2 separate regions of the Homo sapiens genome follow, and region 2 is linked to region 1. A link is a loop called in an ENCODE intact Hi-C map of the cell type or tissue named here. Cell type or tissue: endothelial cell of umbilical vein. All regions are shown on one strand. Each heading gives the region's core, and the rest is flanking DNA. Links, peaks and the distances in the headings are about the cores only. Region 1 has its middle 63 kb from the start of RRAS2. Region 2 overlaps RRAS2 (RAS related 2).

What was found. Hi-C counts contacts between places; a loop is a spot of excess contacts. Peaks named below come from ENCODE experiments on the same cell type or tissue, not always from the same donor. Only the 100,000 strongest peaks of a DNase experiment are listed, where the experiment ranks them.
Region 2: a loop joins it to region 1, with 6 times the contacts of the local background. A loop is called at or near these places in 3 of 110 quality-filtered maps.

Annotation. Positions count from the first base shown.
Region 1 is chr11:14,417,773-14,426,111 of GRCh38, reverse strand. No RefSeq gene overlaps it. Among named protein-coding and RNA genes, the nearest start is that of RRAS2, 63 kb to the right of the region's middle. RefSeq lists enhancers at 3,415-3,709, 3,296-3,948. In endothelial cell of umbilical vein, for the core only: a CTCF peak has its summit at 7,089; a DNase peak (open chromatin) is centred at 3,611; H3K27ac peaks cover 3,580 bases.
Region 2 is chr11:14,318,182-14,326,520 of GRCh38, reverse strand. The region is part of intron 1 of RRAS2 (RAS related 2); the gene reads left to right. Among named protein-coding and RNA genes, the nearest start is that of RRAS2, 37 kb to the left of the region's middle. RefSeq lists an enhancer at 3,132-3,211. In endothelial cell of umbilical vein, for the core only: no CTCF peak of the experiment used is centred there; DNase peaks (open chromatin) are centred at 3,000, 3,820 and 7,710; H3K27ac peaks cover 2,802 bases.

The DNA.
Region 1 (8,339 bases), core at 240-8,239:
TTTGATGCCTCTGAGGTTGCTTTGAAACTTTGGGAGCACAGTATATTCTAGGAGTAATTTGGCTCCTTTATGAGGCAATATCCTTGTGGGTATTTTTCCCATGCTCAATGTATTATGAGATTTATTCACCCTGGTTGTTAGGAATATGAACTATTTCCAACCTTGTGTGAACACCAAGAATTATTCCACCTGTTTCTGTGAAGTGTGCTTTCTCCAGCCTCTAGTAGCTTCCTCATATGCATACAGTCTTTAGTACTCAGATGAAGACTTAATGGGAACCCTTTGCAGATCTCTAGAGTTCTCTCTATGCAAATTTCTCCCCCTGATACTCTGCCCTGTGAATTCTAGCCATCTTGGCCTCCCTGAATAATCAGCTGTCTCCTCAACTCAGAGAATCTTCCAGCTCTGCCTAGGTTACTCTTTTATGCACTACAGCCTGGAAACTGCAGACAGTAAGCTTGTGCAGTATTAGGACTCATTTTTTTCTCTCTCTCTCTTTCAAGGATCAGTGTCCTGCACTATCAGAAACAGTTATGTATAATTTTGTCTGCTTTATAATTGTTTTTTTTCTTCTTTTTCTTTTTCTTTTTTTTTTTTTTGAGACAGAGACTCACTCTGTCACCCAGGCTGGAGTGCAGTGGCGCTATCTTGCTCACCTCAACCTCTGCCTCCCGGGTTCAAGTGATTCCCCTGCCTCAGCCTCCCTAGTTGCTGGGATTACAGGCATGTGCCAACACGCCTGGCTAATTTTGTATTTTTAGTAGAGGGGGGTTTCTCCACGTTGGCCAGGCTGGTCTCAAACTCCTGACCTCAGGTGATCCACCTGCCTTGGCCTCCCAAGTGCTGGATTACAGGTGTGAGCCACTGCACCTGGCCTATTGCTTTATAATTGTTTTAGGCAGGAGGTTAAATCCAGTGCCTGTTATTCTTTCTTGGCTGGAAGAAAGTCTTCTAATAGCCTTCTAAATTTTCTCCAGGTATTCTTTCTCATTGTTCAAATTTGGTCCACATGCACTGGAGTGGACTGGGAACATTGAGATAAACAACTGTAAAATAGAATATAAAAGCACTTATAATCTCCAATAGTAATAACTCTGATAAATGTAAAAACTCCTATAATTCCTCATGCTGATAACTCTGATTAATGTTTTGTGTATTTTATATTTCCTTCCAGTCTTCTTTCTGTCTTTTGATTATGTATGGTTTTTACATCAGTCCTCTGCTTACTTGGCCTCTTTTTAGCCTTTGACACTAATGATTACTCCCTCATTCTTAAAATTTTGTACACTAGGCCGGGCACGGTGGCTCATGCCTCAAATCCCAGCACTTCGGGAGGGCGAGCTGGGCGGATCACCTGAGGTCAGGAGTTTGAGACCAGCCTGACCAACATGGAGAAACCCCATCTCTACTAAAAATACAAAATTACCCGTGTGTGGTGGTGCATGCCTGTAATCCCAGCTACTCAGGAGGCTGAGGCAGGAGAATTGCTTGAACCCAGGAGGCAGAGGTTGCCGTGAGCCAAGATCGTGCCATTGCACTCCAGCCTGGGCAACAAGAGTGAAACTCCATTTCAAGACAAAACAAAACAAAACAAAACATTGTGTACTATTAGCTTCTAGGAGATACCTCTCCTGATTTTATTTCAATCCTTTCAACCCCTAAGAATTCCCTCTCACAGTCTTCTTTACAAAAATTCCTCTTCCTCCATGTCCCCTTAAATATTGACTTCTTTCTTGCTTCTCTTCTCACTGGATATCTAAATTCTCCCTTAGTGATCTCATCTGTTACCCATGACTTCAGTTGTCTGCTTGTGACTCACAAATTGACATTTCTAAATCTCTCTCCCCAGTGCTCCAGACCTATATAGTCAATTGCTTGATGTATATTTCTACTTGGACATCTCACATTGTGTCTCAAACACAACTCATCTTCCTCCAAGAACCTAAACTGCATCATGGTTCCATCTCAGTGCATGGCACTATCATCTACCTTACTTCTCAAGCTAGAATCACAGAAACTATGCTCAACTCTTCCTTCTTTCTTCTTTTTAACCCCCACACATTTAATGAGGGCATCTAATTTTTTACTAGTTTATCTCCTAAATATCTCTTTTCTTTAAGCCTATATACTAGTTTCCCATACATTCCTGTTGTTCACATTTTTTTCTGTCAATTGAACTGTTGCAACAGCCACTTATTTGACCTCTGGATAAGTGCCGGATGCATTGTGGTCTTTGCAAAACATCAGTTAAATCATGTCACTCTCTTGTTTAAAGAGCTCCAATAGTTCCCCTTTACTTATAGGATAAAAGCCAAAACCTTTAGCTTAGTGTGAACAAGGCCCTTCACAGTCCACCTCTAAACTCTCTTTCAGCCTTGCTCCCGGCTGATCTCATGTGTATCATTCCCCAAATACAGCATCCCCTCTGCCTTTGTGCTGTTCTTTCTGCCTGGCAAGTCTTTCTGCATCTTCTCTGTTTGATAAATTCCTTCTCATCTTTCAATATATATCTTAAGTGTCCCCTTCTTCAGTGAGTTCCTCCCTGAACCCGTCAAGAAGTGCTTCCCCTCATTCCTCTCATGCTCTGCCAGTTCTTTCCTCCAGCCACTACTGCACTTGTTACAGTGCCCTGTAGTTATGCATTTACATCTATTCCTCCTGCTAGACTGTGTACTCTTTAAACAGTGGCCATCTTCTTCCTCTATGTACTTATCTCTCTAACAAGGGCTCAGTATCATAGCCATTCAATAAGTGTTTATATAATACTTGGTTTCCTAACCTGAGGTCCATGGATAGGCTTTGGAGGGCCCCTAGAACTCCATAATATTGCATATAAAATTATGTGTTTTGAGGGCATTTTCCTGGAAGATTCATTCTGGTCACCAGATTTTTCAGGGGGACCCTAGATTAACAAACAGTTAAGTACCCCTACCTTAGGAGAAAACTGTAGCCAAGGAGTTGGTTTGGGAAACCTAAATCATAGCCAGAGCCTAAACTTCACATTGGGCTTGATATGACCTTTTGCTGCTGCTGATGTCAGTCAGTCCTGTGAAGAGGAGAGAGAGCTGGAGGGAGGGGCATACAGCAACTCTCCACTGCAGGTGGGAACATTCAACATTCTCAACTCTCAAAGCCCACGACCGTTCTCCCCCTACTTCCCACCCCCAGCTTTCTCTTTCATGCTCATGAGCACACATCCTACATGAATGCAAATTTGAAACTCAAACACACACACATACACTTCTGCATGCACACAAATACACACACAAACACACAGCTAGACATGCACACATGCATTCATCCACACGCATACAGACAAACATGTGCAAACCGGCCACATACACATGGGCACTCTGGATAATACACAGCTTCACTCCTGCATGGTCCATGTGAAACACACACACACACACACACACACACATCCATGCATGTGAAACTCGTACGACCTCCCTCCTGCTGAGAACGAGTGCTGCCCCTGGCATCAGGCCCGTGGAGACAGCCGAGTGGAGCCATCTGTCAGGCTGAGGTTCCTGAGCGCCTCCCATCCTGCCTGAGCTCAGCTGGTCGGCATGCCGGGCATGCAGCCTTGCTATTCTCTCCGGCTGAATCATGCTGAGTGAGCTGGCCCAGCTAGGGTTTATCAAATCGGAACAGAATTTTGGCAAAACAGATGACTTGTGAGTTTGGCATTTGTGGACTTGGGAGGTGGAGACCTGTGGGGTGGGGGAGGAGGGGGGAAAGGAAAAAGGGAGAAAAATTGCTTCTGGATACACTGAGATATGCTGGAGAACTGAGTTCAAGAATGTGGCAGAGGAGCTTAGGTGCCAGATGTAAAGTCAAAAAAACCCTATTCAAGTTCCAGCTCTACCACTTAATAGCCACGTGACTTTGAACATGTTAATTTACCTCTTTGAGCCTCGGTTTCTTTTGTTTGTTTTTGTTTTTTTGAGACTGAGTCTCGCTCTGTTGCCCAGGCTGAAGTACAATGGCACAGTCTTGGCTCACTGCAACCTCCACCTCCTGAGTTCAAGCAATTCTCCCTGCCTCAGCCTCCCCAGTAGCTGCGATTACAGGCATGCACCACCACGCCTAGCTAATTTTTGTATTTTAGTAGAGACAGGGTTTCGCCATGTTGGTCAGGCTGGTCTTGAACTCCTGACCTCAGGTGATCCACCTGCCTCAGCTTCCCAAGGTGCTGGGATTACAGGTGTGAGCCACCACGCCCGGCCTGAACCTTCTTGGTTGCTTTTATAAAATTGATCTAATAAAATCACCTAACTCATATGATTGATAACAGATTTCTGTGAGACAGTACTTATCAATTAGTACAGTGCCCTGGCATGTAGTAAAGACTTAATAGACAGTAGTTATTACAGTCAGAGAACATGCAATTTCAAAGAGAACATATAGACCAACTAGCCCAACCTGGCTATCCCTTTTAACCCACCAACCCATCCCCGCTGGGCAACCAGGCTTGGTACCCTAACATGGTTCCCAGTCTTCACCTGAAAACCATATGCCCTCATCAACCTTGTGCTGCATTGGACACTTGTCTGGCTTCCTGGCTACTGTTCATCACACTCCCCTTTTGACCTGAGAACCAGCATTGCCCCTCCCATACCAGCCTTCCCCTCTTCTGCTTCTAGCTGCTCAGCTCATGCAGGTCCCACCACACCCATTACCTGGTTTGAAATGATAATAATAAAAACAATACCAATACATGGAATTTATTAAGCCCTTATTGTGTGCCAGAAATTTCCAAAGCAAGTCTAATTTAGTCTTCACAACTTTATAAGTAGACACTATTATTATCCCTATTTTACAACTGAAGAAACTGAGGTACCAAGAGATTAAGTAATTTGCCCAACATAAGAGATCAAGTGTAAAGACAGGCTATTATCTCATATATTCTAAGAGATAATAACTGACAATTAAACCATGTTACAATGCTGAGGTGCATTCTGATTTCAGAGATGTTTAAAATGTGGGGGAACGGGGGGGGAGGTGTGGAAAGTACATTATAGAACAATTAAAATGGGACCAGGATTTGACCTTGGGAAGTCAATCTGACTCAAGGGTCTGTACCACACTGTAATGCCCTCAATATCCCACTTATTGCACACCCTATGTAACAGACATTGTGCTAACTTCCTTTTTTTTTTTTTTTTTTTTTTGAGACAGAGCCTTACTCTGTTGCCCAGGCTGGAGTGGAGTGGCATGATCTTGGCTTACTGCAACCTCTTCCTCCTGGGTTCAAGCAATTCTCCTGCTTCAGCCTCCCAAGTAGCTGGGATTACAGGCATGCACCACCATGTCCAGCTAATTTTTGTATTTCAGTAGAGACGGGGTTTCACCATGTTGCCTAGGCTCCTGACCTTAAGTGATCCTCCTAACCGCAAGTGATCCTCCTGCCTCAGCCTCCCAAAGTGGTGGGATTATAGGCGTGAGCCACGAGGCCCCGCCACATTGTGCTAACTTCTTAATATGCATTACCTCATTCAGATCTTATTAACCATCCTTGTTCTACAGATGAGGGAACTAAGGCTCAGAAAAGTCATGATTTGTCCAAGGTAACATCGTGTCATGAAACTGGTGATAAATGCCCGGCCTGTCTGACTCTGGAGTCTGCTCTTAGCCATTATGCAACTCAGATACCTGCTCTCTGCCTAGGTGGTAGTTCCCACAGCTTCCTCCAGAGGATCCTTCAGGCTGGCCATGGGGCTGAGCCACAGCTGCTGTCCTGGTGACTTCCAACCCCAGACTTCATTTTCTCTCTATGTGGAGGAGAGGGAGTTTGTTGGGAGGAGGGGCACAGTCCTGGACTGAAAGGCAGAACACTGGGGTACTCGTGCTGTTCTGTCTGGGCACTGTGATCTCTCTCTCAGCAGGTGTCTCTTGTACTGGGTAACACGCAATCGGTAACATGGGAAGAATTGTCCTATTCTTGGTCCCCACCAAAATTAGTATACTCTTTCTGAGATTATATGTGAAAGACATCTGAATAAAGGGTTAGTACATTACTAGATTATGGGTCTAGCCCCTGACCAATGTTCCAGCCTTAATTCCCAAAATTTCCCACCAAACTTGGAAAATCTCCAAAGTATCCCTGCCTCTCTGCCTCTGTTCATGCCTTTCCACATTATCTGAAAGGCTTTTTCATCTTCACCTACCATAATTCTACTATCCAGAAGACCAAGTTCATAGACTTTCTCCTAAGAGGCGTTCATGGACAGCTGTCCTTGAAATGATCCATTTATTCTATCTAATCTTTGACTGTAAGCTCTCAAGAAAGGCATCACTCCTGGCCTTGCCATAATTATTAGTGTATAAGACATCTCCTGTATGGAGGACATGTTGGTTTTTGCCTGCCCAGCATCATCTCCCACTTTGGTAACAGCAACTTGATTTTCCTCTGGGGGACCACGTTCCCTCACTTTTAGTCGATATGATTTGGATGGGGTTAACCCCACCTCAAAATCCAGAGGCAGGCATGTGACTTAGGACTTTTAAATCAGAGTCACTGTGAAGGGTTCTGTGAAGGGCAGATGAACCATTGGGAATTACTTTTGCTGGAAAGATTGGAACAAGCAGCTCTAATTGCTGTGATTGGATGCAAACATGGAGCTGTGAAGTACTTTCACATGGAAAAAAAATCCTGAGAATGCAGCTACACAAGAGCAAGTTATAGAAAGAGATGTAATTTTGAGAATAATATTGTTGGAAATCCTTGGATCTTAGATTCAGTGATTCCTGAAGCTGGAGGTAATCTTAAGCCCGGCTTCCTGACACACTCACTGGTAAGTGGAGTTGGATAGCCATAACTGACTTAGACTAATTGGGATCTAAGAGGATCCACCTCTGGAATTAGAGATTGAGCCCAGCTTTCTCCTGATCACATGCCTGGGGCAAATTAATTCTGCCCCCTACCCACATTCTTTTTTTACTTCTTAAACTAGTTTGAGTTGGGTTTCTGTAATATATAATTGAAAGATACAAACGCATCCTCAATTTGTTTATAAACTTCCAGAGGACAGAAGCCTGATCTTTTTAACCATATAACTCCTTAGGGTGTAGCACAGTTCCTGATAAGACAGAGGGTGCTCAAGGTGTGATGTTTGATGGATGGATGCTCACTTCATTCAATCCCACTTTTCCTGAGCACCTACGATGAGCTAAGCTGAGCACGGGAACCACAAGGAATAACCGATCGAAGTGCTTGCCCTCAAGGAGTTCTGAGTTTAGTAAAAGGAGAAGGTATGAAAACAAACATATTATAAAATAACCTGGGCTATAATAGAAATCTGAACACATTTCTGTGGGATCCCAGAAGGTTGGAGATCTGGGGAGCTGGGAATGTGGGGAAGCTTCTTAGAGGAGAAGATAGATCTGAGTCGAGTTCTTAACAAAAAGAAGCTCCTAGGCAGAGAATGGCCGGGCGCGGTGGCTCACGCCTGTAATCCCAGCACTTTGGGAGGCCAAGGCAGGAGGATCATGAAGTCAGGAGATCAAGACCATCCTGGCTAACACAGTGAAACCCGTCTTTACTAAACATACAAAAAAAATTAGCCAGGCGTGGTGGCAGGCACCTGCAGTCCCAGCTACTCGGGAGGCTGAGGCAGGAAAATGGTGTGAACCTGGGAGGCAGAGCTTGCAGTGAGCCGAGATCGCACCATTGCACTCCAGCCTGGGTGACAGAGCGAGACTCCGTCTCAAAAAAAAAAAAAAAAAAGTTCCTAGGCAGAGAAAAACTGTCCCAGGGATGAGGTTCCAGGCGGAGATAGCAATATTATATAATTATATTAATATAATTAATAATATCTCTATCTCCTCTTCTTCCTGGGACTTCTTCACAATCTCCTTCCTGTTTTCCTCTGCCTCACATATGGATGGAATCACTACAGTGATTAAGAGCACAGGCTCTGAGTTCTGACAGATTTTCATTCTGCAACTTAACCACCCAAATGACCTTTAGCAGAATCACTTGTGTCTTACAAATAAGCACAGTAGTTGCATTTGCCTTGTAAGGTTGTTTAGAACATTTTTAAAAATTACCAGTATAAAGTGTGAGCCTCCACAAGCCAATTCTCAAGAAATGTTAGCTGCTATTATTTTTATTGTCAGTTAAGAACCTTTAAGGACCAGGGAACAGAAAACCTAACTCGAACTGGCTTAAACAGTAAGGAGATTCTTCACAGTACATAATGGGGAGTGTTGAAGTAGAGCAGGCCCCAGGCATGGAATAATCGGGGCTCTGACTCCATTTCTCTGTAGTGCTCCCAGCTCTGCCCTCTTCTTTGTATTGGCTCTGTCTACAGGCTAGCTTCCCTCATTGTCCAGAG
Region 2 (8,339 bases), core at 188-8,187, 100 kb after region 1:
TATGTTTGTATATTTACAATCTTTTCTAAAACTTCATTAGCGTTAGAAAGCACATATTTCCTGAAATGTTTTAGTATAACAATTTGTGTAGTTGAGTTTGATATGTGTGATAACTTTTTATTTAAAATAAAATTTAGGCATCATGTAAAATAGTTAACAGTGGCATACTTCCTGGCATAGAAATTCAATATACAAAATGCTAAAAATTACACAATAGCAGCAGCATTTTAAAAGCTATATAACAGTCTAGTTACTTGTTTTAAGCTGTCACTATTTCCGGTTTTGTGAAAAATAAATATAGCATTAGGTACATGCCCTGAGATTTTCAGATTTGCACATATTCTGTGGAAGCCTTCTTTACTACTATTTTTGGATTCCATGCTATGGGATAATAAGGTCACTTTTTAGCACCATTCAAGAATAAAAAACCAAGTTCTCTCAAAGGGGTTCTAGTACACGTCCATGTTTTGCTGAATGCTATTCTGTAATATTCTTAAAAAACATCTTAAATTCAAGGAAGGAGATGAGAGAAGCATAGTGAGATTCCAGACTTGATCCTCCTTCAAAATGCTATCAGTTGCTGCTCATTCCCCAGCCTCTACTGCATTCCACAATTGGACAGTATTTTATGTAATACTTAGAGTTTTTACAAATCAAGTAGAAGATACAATGGAAGAAGACACCCCTTTTAGAATAGCAAACAAAAAGACTACTTCTACACACTTAAAAAATGTGTGTTAAATTTTTTTTTACAGTCTTCCATACAAAATTTTAAAGCAAACATTAAATTTTTTTAAGACAAAGACTTAAACAGAAAAGCATACTATATTTCCAGATCTGAAAATTCAGATTCTTAACAGTGTCAATTCTAATTGTTAATCTACAAACTTAATGCCATTCTAAAATAAAAATATTGAAAGGAAGCCGGGCACGGTGGCTCACGCCTGTAATCCCAGCACTTTGGGAGGCCAAGGCGGGAGGATCACGAGGTCAGGAGATCGAGACCATTCTGGCTAACAAGGTGAAACCCCCTCTCTGCTAAAAATACAAAAAGCCAGGCGTCGTGGCAGGCGCCTGTAGTCCCAGGAGGCTGAGGCAGGAGAATGGCATGAACCCGGGAGGCAGAGCTTGCAGTGAGCCAAGATCGCGCCACTGCACTCCAGCGTGGGCGACAGAGCGAGACTCTGTCTCAAAAAAAAAAAAAAAAAAATACTAAAAGGATTAAAAGAAACTCCCAACAGTACTCTTGCTGAGGTAAGTGCTAGTGCAAGCTCATTTTGTGGTAAGACAAGGTGAATTCAAGTAACTTCTCCAATGACAAAGCTGGGAAGTGGTGAAGCAAGGCTTCACATCAGGGTAAGTTTGAGGGCTCAGATACGATGATAGCTAACATGCAGTAAGTGTTTATATTATTGTGCATTACCATTCCAGGTGAGGTACTATATATTTTCTCAATTAGAATAGCATCTTAATGTAAAACTTGTGAGGCTTTGCTAGGAAGAATCTAGAGATAATACAGGCTGTGCTTAGAGATTTATGAACCCTTTATAATCTCTCCCCTCAATCTCGCTTTTTTCCACATGCATAAACTAGTTATCCCAGCATCACTTTTTGAGTACTGTTCTATGCTTCCCCTATGATCTGCTCTTCTATTTATATATCGAATTTCATTCATGTGGATTTATTTTTAGGCCTTCTGTTTTGTTCCATTTGTCTTTTTTGCCTATTCTTGTGTCATTTCCATTCTAAATTTCGTAGAGGGTAGGATAAGTTTCCCTGCTGTGTTCATTCAAAAATTCATTCAGCACATATATTGGAGACAACTGCTATGTGCCAGGAACTTTTTAGGTGCTGGGAAAATGGCATTGAGCAAAACAAAAAAATTCTCATGACTCTTACACTTATAAACAATTTCTTGGCTATTTTCTTGCTTATAAATTTTAGGTTCAGCTTGTCAAATTCTATGAAAAACCCAGTAATGTTAAAACAAATTTAAATTGGGTCAGTTAAGGGAGCACTGATACCTTGACAATTCTATCCATGAAGAGAATGCTTTTACACTCATATACGTTTTCCTTTTTTTTTTTTTTTTTGGCCTCTGTTTAAAGCTTAATTATTTCTTTCCCTAAAGGTCTAGAATATATTTTTACTAGAGTTAGTCCTGCATATCATATATTTGCTGTTGCTGTTGTAAATGGTGTCTTTTATTTGACTTAAGCTTTCTAATAGCTTTATACAGAAGTGGTATTTTTTTTTGCTGTTTATTTTTTCGACAGGTTGAGGGGACTATGTAGACTTTTATATCCAAATACCTTGCTGAATTCTAATTCCAATAATTATTATGTATATTGTTTCCTGTGCAGATAATCATATCAAATATATTCTTAAAAATTTGTATACCACTTTATTTTCTTATTAAATTAACTAGGACCTCCAATGTAATGTTGAATAAATATGGTAATAGTAGACATACATACTTGTTCTTGATTTTAATGAGTTTCACTGTAAAAAGTGTTGTTTGCTATAGTTTTTTTTTTTTTAAGACAAATGTGACATTTTCTTATCCTTTTTCCATATCTCTTATAGTGTTTTTCTTTAGTCTGTTCATATGGTGAATTATATTTATAATTTTAAAAAAGTCTATATATTCTGTTCCTGAATTTCTGGGACATATTGGTCATAATGTATATTTTTATATACTGTTGGATTCTGGATTCTGTTTGTTAATATTTTGCATATGGACTCTTTTCATGTATGTTTATTAGTGAAATTGGCCTGTAATTTTCATTTTTTAATAATGTTCTTGTCTGGTTTTGGTATCCAGATTATACTGGCCTCATAAAATGACTTGGGGGGTGTATTTCCTCCTTTTCTATTCTCTGGAAGAATTTGTGTGATACTGGATTTACTTGTTTCCTGAAAGTTTGGTAGACCTTGCTTTTACAACTTTTAGACCTAGTTTGTGTGTGTGCCGGTGGGGGGAAGAGGGGGAAGTTTATTTTATTTTTTCTTCCTTTATTAGTCATAGTGCTGTTCAGGCTTTCTGATTATCCTTTTTTTTTTGAGACAGGGTCTCGCTCTGTCACCCAGGTCGGAGTGCAGTGGTGTGATCTCACTTTGCTGCACCATCCACCTCCCAGGCTCAAGCAATCCTCCTACCTTAGCCTTCCAAGCTGTTGGGACTATAGGCGCATGCCGCTATGCTTGGCCTAGTTTTTTTGTTGTTGTTTTGTTTTTGTAGAGATGAAGTCTCACTATGTTGCCCAGGTTGATCTCAAACTCCTGGGCTTAAGTGATCCTCTCATCTCAGCCTCCCAAAGTGTTGGCATTACAGGTGTGAGCCACTGTACCCAGCCTTCTAATTATTCTTGAATCAATTTTGAGTTTGTATTTTTCTAGGCGTATGTCCATTTTGTCTGTGCTTCATATTTATTGCATAAAGTTGTTCATAGTATTCTCTTTTAAATGTCTCCTCTAGCTGTAGTTATGTTCACTATAGTCTGTCCTTTAGTTCTCCTTAGCAGTGTTTGAAGAGATACGCTTTTTAGTCCATCTATTGAATTTTTACCATTAGGTTATATTTTTTATTTCCATAAGTTCTGTGTGTTTCCTCTTAAGATCTTAGTGGTCATTCTTTAACTTTTTATTTTTTAAATTCACATTTGTCTTGATTGGATTGATGGTCATTTTTTATAGCCTCTTGCTCACTTGTTTGTGATTTCATTTATTTTTAACATTTAATCCGGAATCTTGATGGGTATGGCTGATAAAATTTTAACAATGGTTGTTATGTACTTCCCTAATAAGTTCAAGATAAATTAGACTGTGACTACTTTAACACATAGATATAGATCTGGATTGCTGTATTTAGCCAATAACATACGTATTACAGAGGAATTACTTGTTGGATGATTAAGGTTTTCTTAGGTAAATAATTTGGAAAAAATGTTATTTGTGGGAAATATAGGAAGAAAGAAATTAAACATCAAGGAAGAGAAGCAGGAAATGTTGCTAGCTGTGTCTTCCTAGATGGAATGTGTTTGTATAGCATTTGATATTTCTTTGTGTTTTTTTTTTTGAGACAGAGTCTCCTCACATTGTCACCCAGGCTGGAGTGCAGTGACGCTGTCTCAGCTCACTGCAGTCTCAACCTCCTGCACTCAAGTGATCCTCGTAGTTTAGCCTCCCAAGTAGATGGGACTACAGGTGTGCACCACCATGCTGGGCTCATTTTTTTTTTTTTTGTATTTTTGGTAGAGATGGGGTTTCACCATGTTGCCCAGGCTGGTCTCAAATTCCTGAGTCCAAGTGACACACCTGCCCCTGCCTCCCAAAGTGCTAGGATTACAGGTGTGAGCCACTGTGCCCAGCATATTTGATATTTCCTGATAGCAGTTATCACCTATTTTGTTGGGTATATTTGTCTTGACAGTTAGATTGTGATCTCTTTTGGGGCAAACACTTTTATTGGTGGTGTTTTGTTTTTTATACAGTGTCTAGCATAGTAACTGTTAAATAGTATATAGTCAATAGATTTATTATAGCTAGGTAGATGGGATTTTAAAAGTACTAAACAAAGTTCAATTGTAGTTAATTATAATGAACTAATCATTGTCATATGATTACAGTACGAGGAATTATACCAGAAGCCACTAATAACTAGATCTGGATTAAATATACCTTTTAAATGCATTATTGGGTTCAAAAAAACCAAACACATTTTCAAATGTTGTCTTCACCTCACTCAAACAAGGGTGAGCTTAAATGGAAGCAGGGGAGCATTTAGTGATAAAAACACAGAACAGGCAAAATTTCAGAAATGGGTCAGACTTTCAATTAGAGACTGAATTTTCAGCCAGCAACAAGCCAGGGATAGTGGAAAGGGAGCTAAATCTGGTATTTCCTTTATTAAGAAGGATCCATCCAACCTGGCTAGAAGTGATCATAGGTAGGCTAAAGTGGTCTTAATAGGTAAACAGCTTCCCTGCTCTCCCCACTCCCACTTGCTCCTGGATGATCAAACACAAAACACAAGACATGGCAAAAATAATAACAAATGTAGCCCCCAACCCCCAACCCCTATACAAGAACTTCAGAAGTTTTGACAATTTTTGATCATTCTTTTAAGTGAGTATAAAGAATGAGGGACTTTCGTGCCATCCTTGTAGAGTTAGTTCCCTTCCCTGTCCCACCACCATTTCACCAAGGGAAATTTATTGAGAACACCTAAAATTTGCTGTTGACTAGTCATGTTAGGGGAAGGAGGAATGGTATAGACATAAGATTTTAAAATATTGACGTGCGTCGTGTGTTTACTTATTTGCAATCTTTTTTTTTTTTTTGAGATGGAGTCTTGGTCTGTTGTCTAGGGTGGAGTGCACTGGCCGATCTCGGCTCACTGCAACCTCTGCCTCCCAGGTTCAAGTGATTCTCCTGCCTCAGCCTCCCAAGTAGCTGGGATTACAGGCGCCTGCCACCACACCCAGCTAATTGTTGTATTTTTAGTAGAGACGGGGTTTACCATGTTGGCCAGGCTGGTCTCGAACTCCTGACCTCAGGAGATCAGCCCACCTCAGCCTCCCAAAGTGCTGGGATTATAGGCGTGAGCCACTATGCCCAGCCATTTGCAACCATTTTTTTAAATTGTTGTGTTAAGTTACTATAAAAATTAACATTTTTATAGTTTTCCCACATTTTACTGCATACTACTTTATATGACTTTATGATTGTTAGGTTCTTAAACAATGAATTTTGACTTAAGTTCTTTTATATTTTTATTTTTACCAATCCATCCTATTTAAAATAAATTAATAGTATGTTTAATATCTTTCAGAAAAGTTCTTTCCCTGTGCTTTAATTTTAACCAGTTTTAGCTAATGTTTTTGCACAACCTTTTCTAAAAGCAACAAATAATTGATTAAGGGGAATCTGGGCTAAGCTGAAGCTTAACTCTGAAAGCTGTGTTAATGAGTTTCCATAGGAAAAACTGTCTACTGCTTTTATTTTGTTTATAGATTGAAATTAGCTAAATGAAAGAATAAGTAAATGAGAGCTGCTTAAATTAAGACATCCATTAAAATTTTTTGTCTTGATTACTTTCCCGTCTCAGAGTCAATTGATCTGGCTTTTGGTACTGAGCACATGACTCTAGACAAGCATGCAGTCATTCTAGGCATACTGCTATTTGAAAAAACAGCTTTAAAAAGATGTTAGAACCTGGGAAAAAATATCTTGCTCTCTTGTGGTTTCACAGGATGCCAAAGGTTTAGTTGCTTGTATGTTTCACTCAATTGCTTTCTGTTCAATGAATAAAATCAGCACCGTGCATTAGAACTTTGCAGACTCACTGCAAAGGAAATAGCAGGAGGTAAAGTGACCTCAAATGAATGTGGCTTTTTTTGTGGGGTGCGGTGGGTGGGCAGTGCTACAACTTAATAAACAAATTGAGTTTTGCAGGAAGAAAACCTTTAACCCATCTTTATACTCTCTCATGGTGACATTTTTCTTCTGCTATCATTCCCATTCTTTAAACATTTTTACAATGATTAGTTCATTTTAAACATGTAACATAGCTACAGTTGAGTTGTTTAGTTGTTTTATAACGTATATGTTTTTCGAGTCCATCAGTAAACTGGAATTATAATCTTATTTTTGTTGTTTTGATCACACAACTTTTCTGCGCTCTGAAAAATACAACTGATACTTACTTCTCTTCACCAAAAGTCTTTTAGGTAGGTTTATCACCTTTTATCAGTTGAGTGAGTAAGATATTTTGAAAATATTTTACAGGGGAAGTAGCAGAAATTCTCCATCATGTATGGTAAACTTGCAGTTATCTGTGCTCTTAGAAGACAGAGGGAACCGGCCGGGCGCGGTGGCTCACGCCTGTAATCCCAGCACTTTGGGAGGCTGAGGCGGGTGGATCATGAGGTCAGGAGATCGAGACCATCCTGGCTAACAAGGTGAAACCCCGTCTCTACTAAAAATACAAAAAATTAGCCGGGCGCGGTGGCGGGCGCCTGTAGTCCCAGCTACTCGGGAGGCTGAGGCAGGAGAATGGCGTGAACCCGGGAAGTGGAGCTTGCACTGAGCCGAGATTGCGCCACTGCAGTCCGCAGTCCGGCCTGGGCGACAGAGCGAGACTCCGTCTCAAAAAAAAAAAAAAAAAAAAAAAAGACAGAGGGAACCTGAATAGTTAATATAATTTTTATTGTAGTACAGGTTTTACTCACATACCTTGGGAAAAGCTTCTTTTCCTGCTTGGCATTATTGCCAAATGTCAGGATTGACGGAGGTGTATGGGGAGATGGATTTGAGAAAATCTGGACATGTTACTCCATGAATCTAGAGAAAGCAGGGGCAATACATTTATTTTTGTTTTCTGAAGGTAGCTCTCATTGTAATGATGTAATTTGGGGCACAGAATTGAGCCAGACTGCTGGGAATCAATTTCTGCTCCATGCTTACTAGCCTCGTGACTGGGCAAGTTACTTAAAGTCTTTCCTCACCTGTATGATGGAGACGATAATAAGACCACCTACTTCATGGACTGTGAGGTTTCAATGAATTAATATGGTAAAGCACTTAGTGCCTGACACATAGTAAATGATAGCTGTATTGTTGCCAAGTCAGTAAGTGTGAGTCAAAGTATACAGATATGTTTCCCTGAAGGAATTTGAAGTTTAATACTTAAGTTTTGTAAAAGTCTGATTTATATTTACTTTTCAATAGTCCAAAGTGGGGACTGAAAGAATGTACAAAATGTCCGTGTTTGGGTTATCTTTCCTAAACACTCTGCCTTCCTCAGGAAACATTTCTTCTGTCTCAGCTGTTCCACTGCCCTGCTGAGCTGGAATGACTACAGCACTGGGAGACACAGGTAGTGCTGCACCTGGCTGGGCTCAGGAGCCTTCCTGTGAGAGAAGGGTTTTGCTTTTCTTATCAGGATGGTTAATTGAATAGGTGCCATCTCATCCCTGGGCACTCAAGGTTTTTTTTTTTGTTTGTTTGTTTGTTTTGAGACAGATTCTCTCTCTGTCACCCAGGCTGGAGTGCAGTGGCATGGTCTCAGCTCACTGCAACCTCTGCCTCTCAGGTTCAAGTGATTATCCTGCCTCAGCCTCCCAAGTAGCTAGTACTACAGGCATGCGCAACTACGCCCTGCTAATTTTTGTGCTTTTAGTAGGTAGAGATGGGGCTTTTCCATGTTGGCCAGACTGGTCTTGAACCCCTGACTTCAGGTGATCCACCCGCTTTGGCCTCCCAAAGTGCTGGGATTACAGATATGAGCCACCACGCCCGGCTGCACTCAAGTATTAAAAGAAGTGAACATCCATATA